Linked DNA regions of Homo sapiens: region 2 is linked to region 1. Evidence: chromatin loops called from intact Hi-C (ENCODE). Cell type or tissue: A673. All regions are shown on one strand. Each heading gives the region's core, and the rest is flanking DNA. Links, peaks and the distances in the headings are about the cores only. Region 1 overlaps LOC124909357 (a long non-coding RNA gene). Region 2 overlaps LRRC3B (leucine rich repeat containing 3B).

The links. Hi-C counts contacts between places; a loop is a spot of excess contacts. Peaks named below come from ENCODE experiments on the same cell type or tissue, not always from the same donor. Only the 100,000 strongest peaks of a DNase experiment are listed, where the experiment ranks them.
Region 2: it touches region 1 in a loop (5-fold over the local background); 37 of 110 quality-filtered maps call a loop at or near these places.

The regions. Positions count from the first base shown.
Region 1 is chr3:25,900,479-25,908,821 of GRCh38, forward strand. The region is part of intron 1 of LOC124909357 (a long non-coding RNA gene); the gene reads left to right. Among named protein-coding and RNA genes, the nearest start is that of LINC00692, 31 kb to the left of the region's middle. RefSeq lists an enhancer at 5,586-6,251. In A673, for the core only: a CTCF peak has its summit at 3,960 (motif pointing right); DNase peaks (open chromatin) are centred at 3,433 and 3,953; H3K27ac peaks cover 1,041 bases.
Region 2 is chr3:26,708,454-26,716,796 of GRCh38, forward strand. It overlaps LRRC3B (leucine rich repeat containing 3B), which reads left to right. Exons shown (of 2, transcript NM_052953.4): 2 at 1,060-2,323. The coding sequence starts at 1,220. The coding sequence ends at 1,999. Among named protein-coding and RNA genes, the nearest start is that of LRRC3B, 90 kb to the left of the region's middle. In A673, for the core only: CTCF peaks have their summits at 4,194 (motif pointing left) and 4,396; a DNase peak (open chromatin) is centred at 4,148.

The DNA.
Region 1 (8,343 bases), core at 292-8,291:
TGAGGGTCCAGAACTTTCCTATGCCCTCTCCATGTGGTGTGGGTGAAGATGACTCTTCTTTTGGCTGGAGGAGTGGACTTGTGACCTAGGTCTGCCAGAGTGTCATGTTCCCTTGAACATAGTAACAGGAGATTGTGTGATTCAATTGGACATAGTAAGGCTCAATTTCGGGGCTTTTGTAAAACTAGTAGGAAAGAAGAAACATTTCTTTCTACTAGGGTTAATGAGAGACTGCCATGCAAGCTTAGAGTTGTTGCCAGCCACCTTGCCACCATGAAGGGGATGTCAGCCTCAGTATAGAGTCTACAGAGAGGAAAATGGAGCTGAGAGATAGAGATGCTAGTTTGTAATCTGTTAAATGCGTAGATTTAGACATATGTGAAGGCTGTATAACCCCAGATATTTTTACCTATTTGAGGCTGTACATTTCTATGCGTTTGTGTGTTTGAGTTTGTATATGTATATATGCCTTAAATGACACCTCACCTCTCACTCCTGGACCTGGCGAGCACCTTTGTTTTTTAAGCCTGAGGACAAATCACTTCCCTATTGAACAGGAATTCCTTGGTCAGAGGCTAAATTATTGCCTCCTTTGGTCTCTCATCGCATCTAGCCTATAGCTTCACTGGGGCATGTTTTACTTGCCGTGGTTTTCATCTGTTTACGTCTTCTGTTGCATAGTGATTCTCCTCCACTTCAGAGACTATACATTCTTTATTTTCTTATCTCCAGTGCATCATAGAGTACCTGGCACATGGTAGGTACTTTTTTATATTTGCATAAATGAGTGAAACTAGAAATAAGGGGTGGTCTATTATCTAAGTATAGCTACCCCAAAATACTGGATAAGATGTTTTTTGACTCTACTAATGGGATTATATATGTTTTCACTTGCAAAGAAGCTTTATTTATTGGAAGTATTAGAAATATGATGGTACAAAGTGTAATTTCCAACTGAAATAGGTAGTTTCAAGAATAATGTCCTAGGATGACATGTGGAATGTACTATGGTATTCCCATTGCTGTGCTTTCTGTAGGCAACTTCAGTTCCTTGTTTTTGCAATCATTAGAACTTAACCTTTGTTTTGTACTTTTGTTGTGAAAACCAATTGATTCTCAGCAACAATATTGGAAGCTTCTTTATCCCACCAGGATTTAAGGTAGACTAGAAGATCCAAATCTGCCTTCTTCAAGTGATGCTTGAAGTTTTCACGCATATGGTGGGAAAACAACTGCTTCTCATTAGTTTAGTCTAAAATAAAAGCTGTTTAGTCTTTTGAACATTTTAATGAGTTATTTGCTTGATCGCTTGGGTGAAACATTTCTCTGCAGTTAAGCAAATATATTAGAGGCACGTACAAATCTGTCAAACTTGATGTGTTGACTTTGCTCAGAACTTGGTTATTAATAATTTCTTAATAAGCAGCCCTTTAATCCTCCTGGTTTTGTAGACTGAACCTTTCTGATATCAAAGGATGAAGAGAGAGACATAGTAAACCTTTCTGTAAACATTGAGAGGAAGTTGGTAGGAGGCTCTCTGGCCCTGATGTGGTTTGCAAAATACATCAAAGCCGAGCAGTAAGAAATAATTATAATCAAGAAACTGAAAATGGTGACACAGATATATTTGTCTTTTGGTGGGAATGTTACTCCATCACACCATTTAACAGAATTGTTTGGGAATAGTAGTAAACAGATTTTATTATTAAGAAGAACTAGGAAAATTTTGTCTTTTCACTTTATGACAGGAAGGCAGACCTATAGAGTGGATATTTTCTCTTTTTTCAAAAATTTTACTGTGCTTTTACTGTTATTTGGAATAAACTCACATTCTATAGGTTAAATCACCTACTCTATTTTTAAGGACTGTGAGTTACATATGCATATTTGCTAGTAGGCAAAGTAAATGAAGTTATGATTGTATTACCAAAGTACAAAATTTGCTAAGTAAGATTTGGCTACAGAGAGGATAAGGGATAAAAATAAATATCATCTTGGAATATTTTTAAATGCACAGTGACATTTCAGGAGAAATGTACTTAGTTGCCTATTTTTTGAAAAAGCAAAGATCAGAGAAGTGAAATGTGGGAGTGATTCTATTAATGTTTCTGGTAGATTTTCCTATATTCTTAAAAATCTCAAGTTTCTTTCAGATTCATACACTAATAATTATATAAAGAGGGCAGAGAAAACAGCAATTATTATGATGACTGGATTAAGTACCCTGGCATGAAACAGAGAAAAACAAGCGTATCTGCATATGGGAACATGGCCACATAATGTTTTCAGCAACAGATTTCTATGGAGGATTTTTGGCATGAGTAATAAACATTCATATTGTTGGAATTGCCACATGAGTTATACTGGGGACTATTTTAAGATAAACCGGAACCTGTTAATTATTTCTTGGACTCTATAGTTCTAATTTATGTATTGTAAGATAAGAAGAATGTAAGTTGTTGATGACTTTTCTCTGGAGCATTATTAGTGCAGGTGTTTGTGGTTCTGAAACAATTTGAAAATTAAAAAATTCTGTGTAGCATTTTCAAGTCAGTAGGTGTAGGGTGTATTGATGATTCAAACTAATATATTCTGATTCAATCAATTATAATTGGCAGAAGCAGATTAGAACTCTAAGTAGGATGGGATATTCTTACCATTTTTGACTTCTCTTATCCTCAGAATGTCATGAGGAAAATGTGATAATAATAATAATGCCAATCTCATAGTATGGCTACTGTGAGAATCAGATAAAATTATGTATGTGTAGGGCACTTTGTAAATTACAAGTTACTAAATTGTATCTATACTTATTACCATTTTAAAAACATCGACGTTACTTCTAGCAGACGCTTATGATGCACCGAGCTTCATCCTGTTAGCCCACCTGATTTTAGTGCAGCTTAGGTGGACAGCTCCATGTGAGTTAACAGCATCCCTCATCAAGCACAGGATGTGACCTCTCTCTGCTGCCTTGGAGTGCTTTTTGTGAAAGCGCAGAAGGCTGATCAGTCATATACAGACACAACCTGGAAGCTTGGGGAAGCGAATGCCCTATGAGATAGGCTTGCTCCAAAGGCTGGTGGGAATCAGTGCATAAATGTCTCAGGCTTCTTGTCCTCTGGTGAGACAAATCTGAGATATGGCCCACGCCATTCCCCAGAGGAGCCTCAGTGAGAGTGAGCTGTAGTTGCCCACAGCAATAATCAGCAGATTAACACATGGATTGTACTGTCTTTTCCCTACTCCCTCACTTCTGCTTTCTGGGGCTGCCTCTCTTCAAACCATCTGCACCCAGCCTTTGTCTCAAGCTTTGCTCTCTGGAGGTATTACTCTAGCCTAACTCCCTCTAGACATATTAGCATAGTGCTAAAGAAACAAAAAAACATCAAACTACAGCAAAAATGAGATATTTCAGTAAGCACCCTATGGAGAAAAATTCCTGGCAATGAGTTTTACTACCATACTGAAGGGATTAGGGAACTGCTGTGATAATAGGTACTGTACTCAGGACTTTCAGAACTTCAGAGCTGTTGTTTTCAGTATATTTCAGACCTTTAATTACAGAAGAAAGTCTTGAATGTGGGGAGTGGGAACTCAAATCAGTTCTGTTTGAGTCATTGAATAACACTGTATAAAGTCTGCTGTTATAAAGCACTGTGAAAGGGGCGACCTAAGGAATGAAGAACAAAACATCAAAGGAACAAGAAAGAAGGAAGAATTAAGAATCGTGTGGATAATTGAGTCCCCAAACTTTGCCTGTTTTAGGCTTCCTTCCAATCCAGCATTTATCTTGGGACTGCCGGGTCTTATGTTCCATGAGTGCTGGGAACTCTGTGTATTGTTCCCTCTGTGTCACCTCACACAGCACATGGGACACAGCAGCTGCAGATAAGCAAATTTGGAATAAATGAATAAATTAACTGATTGAATTTCCCTGCTTAGGAGTGTGATGTGAGGGAAAGCCTTAGACCAGAAGGTGGCAGAAGGGGTTCAAGCCTAGGATCTGTCATTAACCTGACACATCAGCTTGCCAGCTCAACAGTCCTGCTGGTGCTGGTTATCCCAACACCGAAACAAAGGCCTTTAATTGGTTTCAGAGTTTTAAGAAAACTTGTTAAGCAACCGGACTTTGAGAGCAAGCAGAAATGGGTGTGAATCAAGACATCCCAAATGGGTGACCTTGTGAAAGTTAGTTTACATTTCTAATCCTAAAGTTTTGAGTTTGTCAAAGGGATACAATGATATCTTCCTCTATGGATTGTTAGGATGCTAACATTTAACATAGATAAAACTTTTCATATATAGTAGTCAATAATGTCTACTATTCCCTGCTATCTTCTTTTATTATTGGATTTCTGTGAGTCTCCATTTATCTGACAAAGAACCCTAGACTGGAGGAAATAGAAGAAAAAGAGTAGGACTGAGTAATTGATAGCTTGGGAAAAACCCTTCCAATATCAAAGAACTATTTATTTTTGTTGTTATATATCCAAATATTATAGATATATTATCAGGAAAGTTGGCATGCATACTAGTAATTTATTTTCTAGAAAAACTAGTATTTTTAAACTTTCTTAAAACTCAGACGTTTTATTTTTGGTCTTCCAGATTTCTATTGCCTCTTTGTTTTTTCATCTTCTCTTTGTTTTCACGGGTATCCTGCTTCCTTCTGTCAGGGGCTTTCTTCTCCTCCTCTTTTTCCCTGAGGACTTGGAGTCTTGCTGCGAGTTGGTAGTACTGTCTTGAGGACTCTGTTCTTGCACCGACCTTTTCTGCCAGTTCCTGAGCTCTCCAGCCCCTTTCATTAGAAGGAGCCAAGCATTCATTTGTTCACTGAGCATTTTATTTTTGTAGCAACTTACTGAATCTTCCAGTTCAGTGGATGCATTCCAGGCCAGAGGCTGCCTAAAGTATTTTTCAACAAATACTGTCCTCCAAACTCTCCTTCCTGGGTGTGAACTTAAAGATTGTTGGATGGGAATGGGCATGCTTGGCAACAGAATGCAGAGGGGAAAACTGGTGAGTTTGGTGAGCTGGAAGCCTGGCTTTACCTGGCTAATATGCCTCAACTGGTGAAGACCCTTTGGTGTTAGAAATCATTCCTCCCCTCCTTCCAAATTAACCCCCAACAAAGAAACAACATTTTTGCTTAGAAGAGTTACTTGTTTCTGTGTCATACTGCAAAAATAGCTGCCATTCTTCATCTCTTTCTATACCCTTCCCTTTGCAATGCGATCCCTTCTCTTTGCAGCTTCTCCCATAAAAAGGTACATTCTGTTTCTCTAAAACTTGAACCTAGGCTGGACTTATGACTTTCCTTGACAAATAGAATGCAGAGAAGTAACTAAGTGTGATTTAGAAGCCTGGCCTCAGGAGGCCGTGTGGTTTCTACTCTTTCTTTGGGAATGCTGCCAGCCATCATGTGAACAAGCCTGGGCAGTCTGATGGAGAATGGGATACCATGTGGGCCAGCAAGGAGTCAACCCAGTTTCCCAGGCAAGGCTTCAGACATGTGAAAGAGCTTAGCCAAGATTAGCCAAGCCTGGGCAAATGAGCAGAACCATCTAGATGGCCTAGAGATTCTTGAGTCCTAATACAGGATTGTTTTAAACCATTAAGTTTTGAGATGATTTGTTATGCAGAAAAATTGAACTGAATTTAGGTTTTACAAACCCACTAATATACACTATGTTAAATTGATAATTTAGATTCCAGGACGGCAATGACAAGCATGGATAATAATAAATACCAGAGCAGAGATGGGGCTAGAGGGCAAAGTTCCAGTATGCAAGGATGTTTCTTCAATGTTGCCTTTATCTGATCTCATTGATGGGCAATTCTTTGAGGACTCAGGCTCTTTAGTGGCTTTCATAGTATAAAGCTTTTGTAATGTCATTATAATGTCATCAAGTACTTTTCCAGCTCAGGAGGTCTCAAACTCTAGGGCTCCACATTCCTTTTCTAGGAGTTTTGTCTGTCCTGGGGTATTGTGAAAGATGGGCACACAGGACAAATCAGGTGATGACTGAACTAATCTTGGGGCATTGCTGTTGGATGAGCAATGTTTATGAGAAGTTTATTGAAAATGTTCTGTTTATACTTCCTATATTACATTAAATTGCATGACTTCAAGGAATTATTTTTCAAAAAATCATTTTTTTTTGTTTCCAAGTAACTAAAGATGTAAGTAAACGATGAAAAGTCAGTTTAACTTTTGTTAACTCAGCATTTAATCTTGTGCTCATTGGCTTACACATGACAACAAAAGGTCTTTAATGCTGAGTCTAAAAATAATTTAAACGAACATGATGTTAGTAATTTCTTTCTGGAAATTCCTTTTTTTCACTTAGCAAATTATTTTCTCTCTACAGAAAGCGAATGCTATATCCAAGGCTTCCTCTCATTTAAAAATTTTGAAGGGAGCTTTTTCCTTAATTAGCTAGAAACATCCAGATTTCATTGGCTTTATCCAGAGGCTGTAAGTCCTCATCACTAGTCAAACTCAAAATATTCAGAACGGAATTTGGTAAACTCAAGAAGAAGTAATCTCTAGATATTTGAAGATATTTCTATATTTATATGTTTCTCCTTCAGGAAATTTTAGGACTACATTAATATTTTTTCATCTAAGGTGACCAGCTTTTCCATTTTTTAATAGGATTGTGAAATAGTCCTTACTTAAGAAGATGTTTGAGATTCAGGAGAGATAAAAACTAGATAGAGAAAAACACTGTTGTGAATCATATGCTTTCGAAAAGGAAAATGTTCAAATTATCACAGTGTTACATGCTGTTTGGCTGGTTGGCTGTGCCAAGATGAGATTGGAACTTTGCCTGTCAGATCCCTTGGCTTCACTGAGCAGAGTTTTGTACCAATACTGCAGTAAAATTCTTGCTATTTATTTAAGACACAAATCAACATAGAAATATATACTCTAAGCCTAGAGAATCGAGAGAAAACTAGTCTTGACACAAAATTAGTAACACTTAAATTTATTTAATTCAAAGTCCATGTTAAAGCTCCTTCCAGAAAGAGGCGTATAGAGACATTGCCCAGTGATTATTATATGTCAAGAGTCTGATGCTCAGATTGGGCAAAACCAAGAGCCTCTTTTTCTCTCTACCTCTTTGCTGAATGTCTTCTTAAACTGGCTTATTTTTTCCCAGTATTATACATTATAGCTATGTATTATACCTATAAAATTAGATGATCAGGTAATGTAAGGCTTGCCTTTTTGAGGCTGTATTTGTATCCGAAGACAGAGAACAGATCATAGAAAGTCTGTTTATCATTGAGTTTATCTCAGGTGGCCACAGAGACATTTTTATGGAAAATGATTATTCTCTATTCCCAAACTTTATTTTGGATTCTGCTCCCAGTCCCCATTCACTGTTTCCCAGGTCTAATAAGTTTCCTTCTAAATTTGCCTTGAACTGATTGGGAATCTGTGAAGCCCACGGAGGTATACTCAGAACTCAGTGTGATGTGAGAAAGTGCATTTTTCCAGGAAGAAAAGCCAAATCTCTTAGGAGATTCTCACACAAATACATGCTTCTCCTCTGAAGTTGGAGCACCATCACTTAAATTGGCCATTGTGATTAAAGATGCTCCATTTGCTATGACTTCTTTCCCAGATAAATTGGCATAAATGGCTTAGCTGTCTAACAGCTTATAATCACCACCCATAACACAGTTATCAAAAAAGTTCTAAACAGTATGGTATGACCCAAACTATAATAGAAGAGTGAATAAAGAGATTCATGTGACCTATGGTGGAAATTTTTGAAAGATGTCACACTGAATCTTTATAAGCCCAGTTAAGAGCTAGAACATTTTAGGCATTCTTGACAGTATTATAAACAAATTCTACACAATTTTTAGCTAATAAATGAATTTATCATCTCATTAAAAATAATAGTGATAGATGTGTTTAGAATTAGATCAGTGGCTTAACTATGTTAGAGCTCTAGGTTGGCATCTCCATGATTCTCTTGTTCTACCCTCATGGTTGTAAAATGGCTACCACATCTCCAGGCATAACGTCACATAAATGACTTTAACTAAAGGCAAATGTAGGGTGAGAGCCAAAATAGTGAATATGATCTGTCCTCATGTCACTCTCATCTTTTATCAGGGAAGAGAAAAAATCTTTCTGGAACAACTTTCTTTACAATCTCCCCAGATAACTATTCTTTATTCCTTAAGGGCCAAAACTTTGATGCATAGCCATTACTAGAAACAGGAGGTCTTGGAAAGTGAGTGACTAGATTTTTCAGACTTTGCAACAGGAGGTGAGTGATGGTTAAGTGGGTCAGGAATGGCTGCGAGGTAGCAACAATC
Region 2 (8,343 bases), core at 267-8,266, 810 kb after region 1:
AACAAAGACTTTGGCTTGAGTCCTGTCTCTACACCTCAATCTGTTTGACCTTGGGTAAGTAACCTCATCTCTCTGGGATCCACTTGTCTCCTTTGTGAACTGGTCCCAAAGATGTGTGCTTTCTTCTCTATATTAAAGGGTAATTTTGAGAGTTAACTTATATTCTTATCTCTGCTGTCGAGTAAGTTTCATAACTTTGTTCATCACTTAATTTTGCAATTTCTGTAGCCCCTGCCAACACTAACAGTATATGTATGCAACATGCAACATATGGAGAGTGAAGTCTATTGGGGAAGTCTTCAAAGACAGTATTTCTTAATTCTCTTGTTATATAAAAAAGTCATGGAGGTGTGTGCCATATTTAAGCATTTATTGGGAAGGGGATATGGTCCTTAGAAAAGAGAGAGAAGATCCTCTGGAAATTCAGTTAAAAGCATCCTCCCAGGTATAATGTACTTTAAAGAGGTCACAAGGAAGGCAACTATCCTGGAGGTTCTTGGTTGTCAGCCTCTAGCAATATTTTGTTGGAATGCATTTATTATTTTCTTAATTCAAGTAAGATGTTTCTTTAGAGACAATATTCCAAATTGGGCATCCATTCAAAAGCCATGACAGATATCCCTGTCTATAGTCATTAACCATGAAATATTGGTATTATTTCTCATTGCTGCCCAAGTGCAGGACTAAATTACATTAATGCATCTGTTATCTCAGAAAGGGTGAGAGACATAATTAAATTTTATTTCTGTAGAATTCGAAGGGGTCCAGGATGTGGAGAGCAGCAGAGAAATAGGGAGTATTTGTTCTCATTCTATCCAACTGAAAACCAGGCAACAGAACTCAGAAATATCTTCATATGTTCACAGTTCTCTCCCCCAGCACCTGGGATTTGAACAGGAGACTCCCATTTCGCAGATAACTCCCAGTGGCATTGATGGAAATTACCTGCATAACTAACCCCCCTGCTCAAGCAGAATGCCAGACACCTGAGAACACCTTTCATTACAATGTACCTCCCTTTGCAAAGGAACTAATTGCATCTGTTTCTCTTTCCTTTAGGTGCCCAAGCAAGGAAAGAAATAATGAAGAGACACATGTGTTAGCTGCAGCCTTTTGAAACACGCAAGAAGGAAATCAATAGTGTGGACAGGGCTGGAACCTTTACCACGCTTGTTGGAGTAGATGAGGAATGGGCTCGTGATTATGCTGACATTCCAGCATGAATCTGGTAGACCTGTGGTTAACCCGTTCCCTCTCCATGTGTCTCCTCCTACAAAGTTTTGTTCTTATGATACTGTGCTTTCATTCTGCCAGTATGTGTCCCAAGGGCTGTCTTTGTTCTTCCTCTGGGGGTTTAAATGTCACCTGTAGCAATGCAAATCTCAAGGAAATACCTAGAGATCTTCCTCCTGAAACAGTCTTACTGTATCTGGACTCCAATCAGATCACATCTATTCCCAATGAAATTTTTAAGGACCTCCATCAACTGAGAGTTCTCAACCTGTCCAAAAATGGCATTGAGTTTATCGATGAGCATGCCTTCAAAGGAGTAGCTGAAACCTTGCAGACTCTGGACTTGTCCGACAATCGGATTCAAAGTGTGCACAAAAATGCCTTCAATAACCTGAAGGCCAGGGCCAGAATTGCCAACAACCCCTGGCACTGCGACTGTACTCTACAGCAAGTTCTGAGGAGCATGGCGTCCAATCATGAGACAGCCCACAACGTGATCTGTAAAACGTCCGTGTTGGATGAACATGCTGGCAGACCATTCCTCAATGCTGCCAACGACGCTGACCTTTGTAACCTCCCTAAAAAAACTACCGATTATGCCATGCTGGTCACCATGTTTGGCTGGTTCACTATGGTGATCTCATATGTGGTATATTATGTGAGGCAAAATCAGGAGGATGCCCGGAGACACCTCGAATACTTGAAATCCCTGCCAAGCAGGCAGAAGAAAGCAGATGAACCTGATGATATTAGCACTGTGGTATAGTGTCCAAACTGACTGTCATTGAGAAAGAAAGAAAGTAGTTTGCGATTGCAGTAGAAATAAGTGGTTTACTTCTCCCATCCATTGTAAACATTTGAAACTTTGTATTTCAGTTTCTTTTGAATTATGCCACTGCTGAACTTTTAACAAACACTACAACATAAATAATTTGAGTTTAGGTGATCCACCCCTTAATTGTACCCCCGATGGTATATTTCTGAGTAAGCTACTATCTGAACATTAGTTAGATCCATCTCACTATTTAATAATGAAATTTATTTTTTTAATTTAAAAGCAAATAAAAGCTTAACTTTGAACCATGGAAAACAGAGTGACTTATTGGTCAAGAAAACAGTATAGTCATTCTACTTGCTCTAAAGAAAAACAGACAACCTTTATGAACTCAAAGAACTATCACAATGAAAAAATGTGTTATTAAGCCCTACTGTACACTGGGGAGCCGTAGCTGAATTACTGGCCGAGTTAAGTGTCTGTCAGACTCTAAAATACTGAGCTTTACTAGGTGGTTATACACAAGTGTGGCATCCTTCAGAGGCTTAAGTCAGGATGCCTTTTGGCATTTACTCTTCAAAAATAGATATAATTAGCTATTGAATCCAAATACTTACTTATTGTACCTTTGCTCTATGCTGGACAAAATGGAAAAGAAAAAGACAGCACATAGCCTGTACTCAAGATTACTTTCTGGTGGACTGAGGTGTGTGTGACAAATACAGAAATGGTTATGCTAGGGAGGAAGGTCCTCGTAATCATGTAGCATCAACAGGGTGCAAGCACTGTGAGAGGCATTTTTATGCTATTATTGTGTCCTGTAAACTCTCACAACAAGAGAAGAAAGTGACAGCTGCTCTATTTACATAGGAAAAAACTTCAAGTAAGAGAGCTTCATTGAGTTGCCAGGTAGAAAGTATTAGAACTTCTTAAATTTGAATCAGATCTTTCTGTCTCCAAAGAAAGGTCTTCACATTATGTTCCTACTGAGTTGGTTTATAGTTATAATTTTCTGTTAAAAAAAGCACCTAGGTTAAGTACACAGTTCTGAGTTTTAAAATATATATACTCCTGGCATCTGTCATACAATCAAGATATTGTGTCCTTGTCATTGGCCAGAGATAGATAGGAGAAAGCACATTTGGTTCTTAAGAGTAGGGAATTGTGTGGAAGTTATTGGTTTTAAGGTACCATTACAGATAATCTTTAAAACTTGGGTGGGATCTCATAAGGTGATGATGTAGACAAGGAAGATAGAAGAAGCAGAGGGATACCATATAGGGAGGTGTTTGGGATGAAGGAGTCCATGCAAAGAAGTGAGAAACAAGGCTGGAACTATATAGTAGAGATCTCAGTTCCAGACTAAGGAATAATAGAACTGATGGCATTTATGGAACACTTACTATGCACCAAGTACTTTCTTTGGAGTATCTTAATGAGTCCTTACAAACTCCCCTATGAGACAGTCTTTTGTGAATGAGAATCAGAGACACAGGAGTTAAGTAATTAATACAGAGTTTGTAAGCATAGCAGGCATTGAAACCCAGTCTGTCAACTCCAGAACCTATGAACATTTTATCCACTGTGCTGCCTTATGGTCATCAACTTTACTACCTAAAGTTGCTGATTCCTCAGACCTAGAGTTTTGCAGCCTCCTACATGATGGTTTTATTTTTCAAATAGCACAAAAATAGCCCTTTGTGAGATTTATGTAGGTAAGAGGGAACCTCTGCCCTTTTGAGACACTTAGCCTTCTCCAACCCAAGTTAGGGTATCTTTGGGCCTAATATTTCTGCTCTCGGAAAGCCCTAGAGGTCCTAGGCAGCAATAGTCTCTTTAAATGTTTATTTATTGCAAGGGACAATCAGGGTCAGCTAATCCAGGACCTGTGGCGAGGCATGCAGAGCACTGTGGCCAGGCTCTGCTCATGGTACACACACCCCAGGGCCATGGGCTTTTCACCCCAACCCCACCAAACTTGCTAAAAGTGTTAGATCTAGTCTAGAAGCCTGAGGTAACTCCTAGATGTAAAATTCAGGATATAGGCCCAAGAATTCCTGCATCCCAGCAAGAAGGAAGCCAGACTGTCTGCTTTTACGAACTGAATTGAGAATTCACCTTTCCAGTGAGACTGAAGCTTTGCTGAAGATTTATCGCCCCCTGGAGGACAATAGTATAATATATCTCTTCAGGTACTCTAGAAAAGATGCCCAACTGAACTGAAATACACATTTTTTTCCTAAAGAATAGGAAAATCAAGCCTTTGCTAAGACAACCCTTTAAAAAGGTAAATTAATTGTATTTATTTGAGTGTATGAATGAGTCACGTTCATTTTAGAAAAGCTTTCACAAATAAGATAATCCATTCCAGGCTGCTTCTTCCAAAATAATCTTTGTCTTCACTAATGGGAGCTTATTTTCCCAATGGTCAATTGTATTATTCAAGTAAAAGTACTTGTAAAGCAAAAATCTCTGAAAAGTTTTGTAAGCATAGTTATATCCTTGTTCAGATGCAGGAAAGTTAAATTTCCACATATTCACTTTGAAATTCTCCATATACATAGAGCTGAGAGGTGTGTCATAGGTTAATAATTCTCCTGCCTGAATTCTATGTGTAGATTTTTAGTTAACAGCACCTTAAGCGCTTTTTTTTTTTTTTTTTTAAAAAGAGCCTTTAAGTTCGGTTGCCATGAATCATGTATAAGCCATTGGAGGAGAAAATTAATTCTTTTGTTTGTTTCTTTATTTTAAAATAAATACCAGGCTATGGCACCCGTTTGTGATCAGAATTGAGAAGAAGCACTCTTCCTGCCAGCTTGTGGGAATGCTGTGTCCCCCAAGGCCAACAGTATATGCTGCCAATGAGTGAAAAGAACTAAGACTCAAGTCTGCACAGAAAAAGGCCCAACATGCATGCTTCAGTTTTGATCCCAGCTTGGCCCTTAATTTTCCAAACCCTTGCAGATGGAGAGCTACCTATTTTGGGACTGTAAGGTTTTTGAAATTAACTGTCAACTCATTATCCAAGGCACATACTATCTTACCTCTATCTTACCTTCTAAATATTTTAAATAACGCTTTTCTCAGCCTTCTCTTTTGGCATCTCTTTCTTAACCCCAACCTTTTAAATTCAGAAATACCTAGGAATTTTACTCTAATTTTTGACAATGTGCTTATCTTTGAAGCAAGGAAAATCGGAAAACATGCCAACCCAACTGGAACATTTTTAACAAAGTAATGAAAAGTTATGTAATGGAAGATTTAGCTTTCAAGAACACTTTGGCAAATTGTAATGCAATGATATACAAAATCTGCCAGGTACGCATTGTTCTTTTTTACGTCCTTCTCTGATTCTTCACAATAACTCTTGTCCTGACATCAACAAACATAAGGCAGTCTCAGATGTGGGTAGGTTTTTCTTATTGGCTTAATACTTTCAATTCATATAGTAAGTTCTCTCATCTATCTGGCAGAGGCAGGAAGTGGAAAATTCTGCTTAATTAAATGTTTTTGTTACTACAGCTAGGTGAATTCCTAGATTGTTAGGGCTGGGAGAGTCTTAGGGATGAGCTTACCTACTTATTTTACAGGTGTTGAAATTGAAACCCTTGCAGGCCTACAGATTAGCATCCATGTCCTCACGTTCCCCAACCAGTATCCCTTAAAGTACACTAATTTCCTCTCTTGATAAATTGTTTCCCAATCAACAACAAAAAAAAATAGCATAACAATATACACCATGAAAATGTCACTGACCATCAGCAAGTTTCCTTGAGGATTCAAAAGGCATGTAAGGCTCCCACATTGTCACAGTCATAGTAAAGAAAATTTATGATTCCAAAAACCCTCTTGTTCTTTCAAGATAGGATGAGGAGATCAGTTTGCCTTTTAAAATAGACCCCAGATAACATGCTCCATGTTGAGCATGACCTGGCTTCCCAGTGGAGAGATGGAGAAAATAATCCTGGTGCAAGTTGCTGGAGAGGGAGAGTTGATTAGCATTTGTTTCCTTGAGTAACAACATAAACCACAAGTGATCGAGTGCATCCCTGCTTGGCAGGAGGAGAATGACTGTTCATAAATGATGCCCTTCTCCATTTCCAGAGCTCTTGTCAGCTTGGCTTCCCAAAGTGGTATCACTCATCTGTCAAGTTGATTGGGTCTGACCCAGACAAAGCAAACCAGAGGCAATCTCAATTACGACACATTTGTAAATGTCCTGTCCAACTCATTCCAAAGTCCAAATAGGTGAATCAGAATTCGCAAAAAAAAAAAAAAAAAAAAAAAAAGGAAGATCTGCATTCCTCATCCCACATTTGCCCACACTCATGATATGGATGGTCCCAAATGTGCCAAATGACTTAGTGGGCTACATACCCTCAGCCAGGGGCACTCCTCAAGGTCCAAGACTTTTTCATCCAACTCAGGGAAATTATGCTGTAGAGGCCACAAGGTGAACATAGAGTCTCATGGTTTCATTGGTGGATGACAGTAAAAAGGAAAGCCACTAGTTTTATGGCTATAATCTCTTCAATAGGAAAAGAACCAGAAGCTAGTGAGGATCACTTAAGAACCATGTGTGTGAGTGTGTGTGTCTGCATGCACATTGGGGTAACATGGAATTGGGTTCTGAAAACATCAGGAAAACAGATGCTGGAAACATTGAAAACAAAGTGTACCTGCCAAATTTGGCCTAGGGATGGCCTAAGTTTCAGGTTTCTGGGGAAATTACTAGATATATTTTTAAGGCTGTCTCCAAGTTGAGTGCAAACATTTACACTTCTCACTCACTAGTGGCAACTGAGTTGATCAATTTCATAAGTTGTATTTCTTCTTTGGCTGGAAAATGTTCTTCATTTTGCTCACCATTTACAAAAAAGAATCGATGTATTTTTTCTTCTTTCCCTGTAGATGTCCAGGCATCCAAATGGCAGGAGTTCTCTGGATCTGACCTCAAAAGCTAGGCCTGAAATGAATACATTGTGGGTCTCTCTGGGGTTGGAACCAAAACCTCATTTTTTTTTTTGTTTTATTCTTTTTATTTTCTTACAAAGAAGAGTTTGTAAAACAAAAGGCAATCTGAAATCTGGCTGTTGGTCCAAGAATTAACAAGCAATCTGTTGTGCTAATGACATCGACTGTTGAATAGATTTCCAAAGAAAATGACCCATGGGGAGTAGGATGAGGTTAATTCACAGAAAGCCGGCTTCCTTGGGATTGTCTGCATTTCTTCTGAAGGAAAATGTCTGAAAGATGCTGGTCTTCCCTCAAAGTCTTTCATTCCCACAGACAGCCCTGCCAGTTCCTGGGCTCCCACAGGAGCCAACTGCTGTGAGAAGAGGTGAATGAGATACGAGAAAGGAAGAAGAAAATCTCGGAAAAGTGTTGCCTGGAGTAAGTCTTTAGGAGGACAAACAGGACTGACTTAAACTGATATTTTCAGCACTTCACCATTAACAAGACTTTTTATATTCACATGAACTGAGGAATCCTGTGCATAAGCCACAGATAAAGAATGTCTTATCAAATAATTCCACCTTTCCCTAACAATGGTTATCATTTATTTGGCATAGTGCAAGATTCTGTTTCCATCTTTCCTAGTTCTCACAACATTTATTATCAAGTAGATATTATTTTTCTCATTTTACAGATGAGGAAACTAAAACTTAGAAAGCATCCTGCAAGAGCAGAGCCAGTTAGCTATCTGCAAAGCCCTTTGCTCCACCAATGTCACATTGCCTAGTCCTTTCGTTTTATGAAGTCTCATCTTAAGACATGATAAGTGGAGGAGGATAGGGAAAGACATTTTTCTTAATTTGCACAAGAGGGAAGTGAGGTTCTAAAGAACAAAGCAAGTCTTAGCTCACTCAGCTAGTCAGCAGAGCTTGGTGTTTGGGGACCACTATGGTTTATCCCTTTTTTATACCCATCCCTTTAGGCCCAGCTCTGAAATCCCACATACACCTAAAGTAAACTAGGCTCCTGGATGGGGCAGATGTACATATAGTTTTCAATCATGGGAATGATGACTTTTATTTCAAGGTTGCTCATGGGATGGTGGGGATGTTGAGGAGGGTGGTGTCACTGGCAGCCACATGTGCCTTCAGTCCTACCATCTGCATGTACACCAGCCAAATTCCAACTGGCACCTCCTGCCTCCACTTGCCTGAGGGTTTTCTGTGGCCACCATGGCACATTTTGCCACTTACATAGCAGGTTTGGAATGCTGGCGAGTTGCACCTTTCAGGTGCAATCCTCAACCGATGACTACTAAGAACTTGGTGTATAAACACCCAGACCCCTCACTCTTGGAAGCATACATTCTACCCCATGTT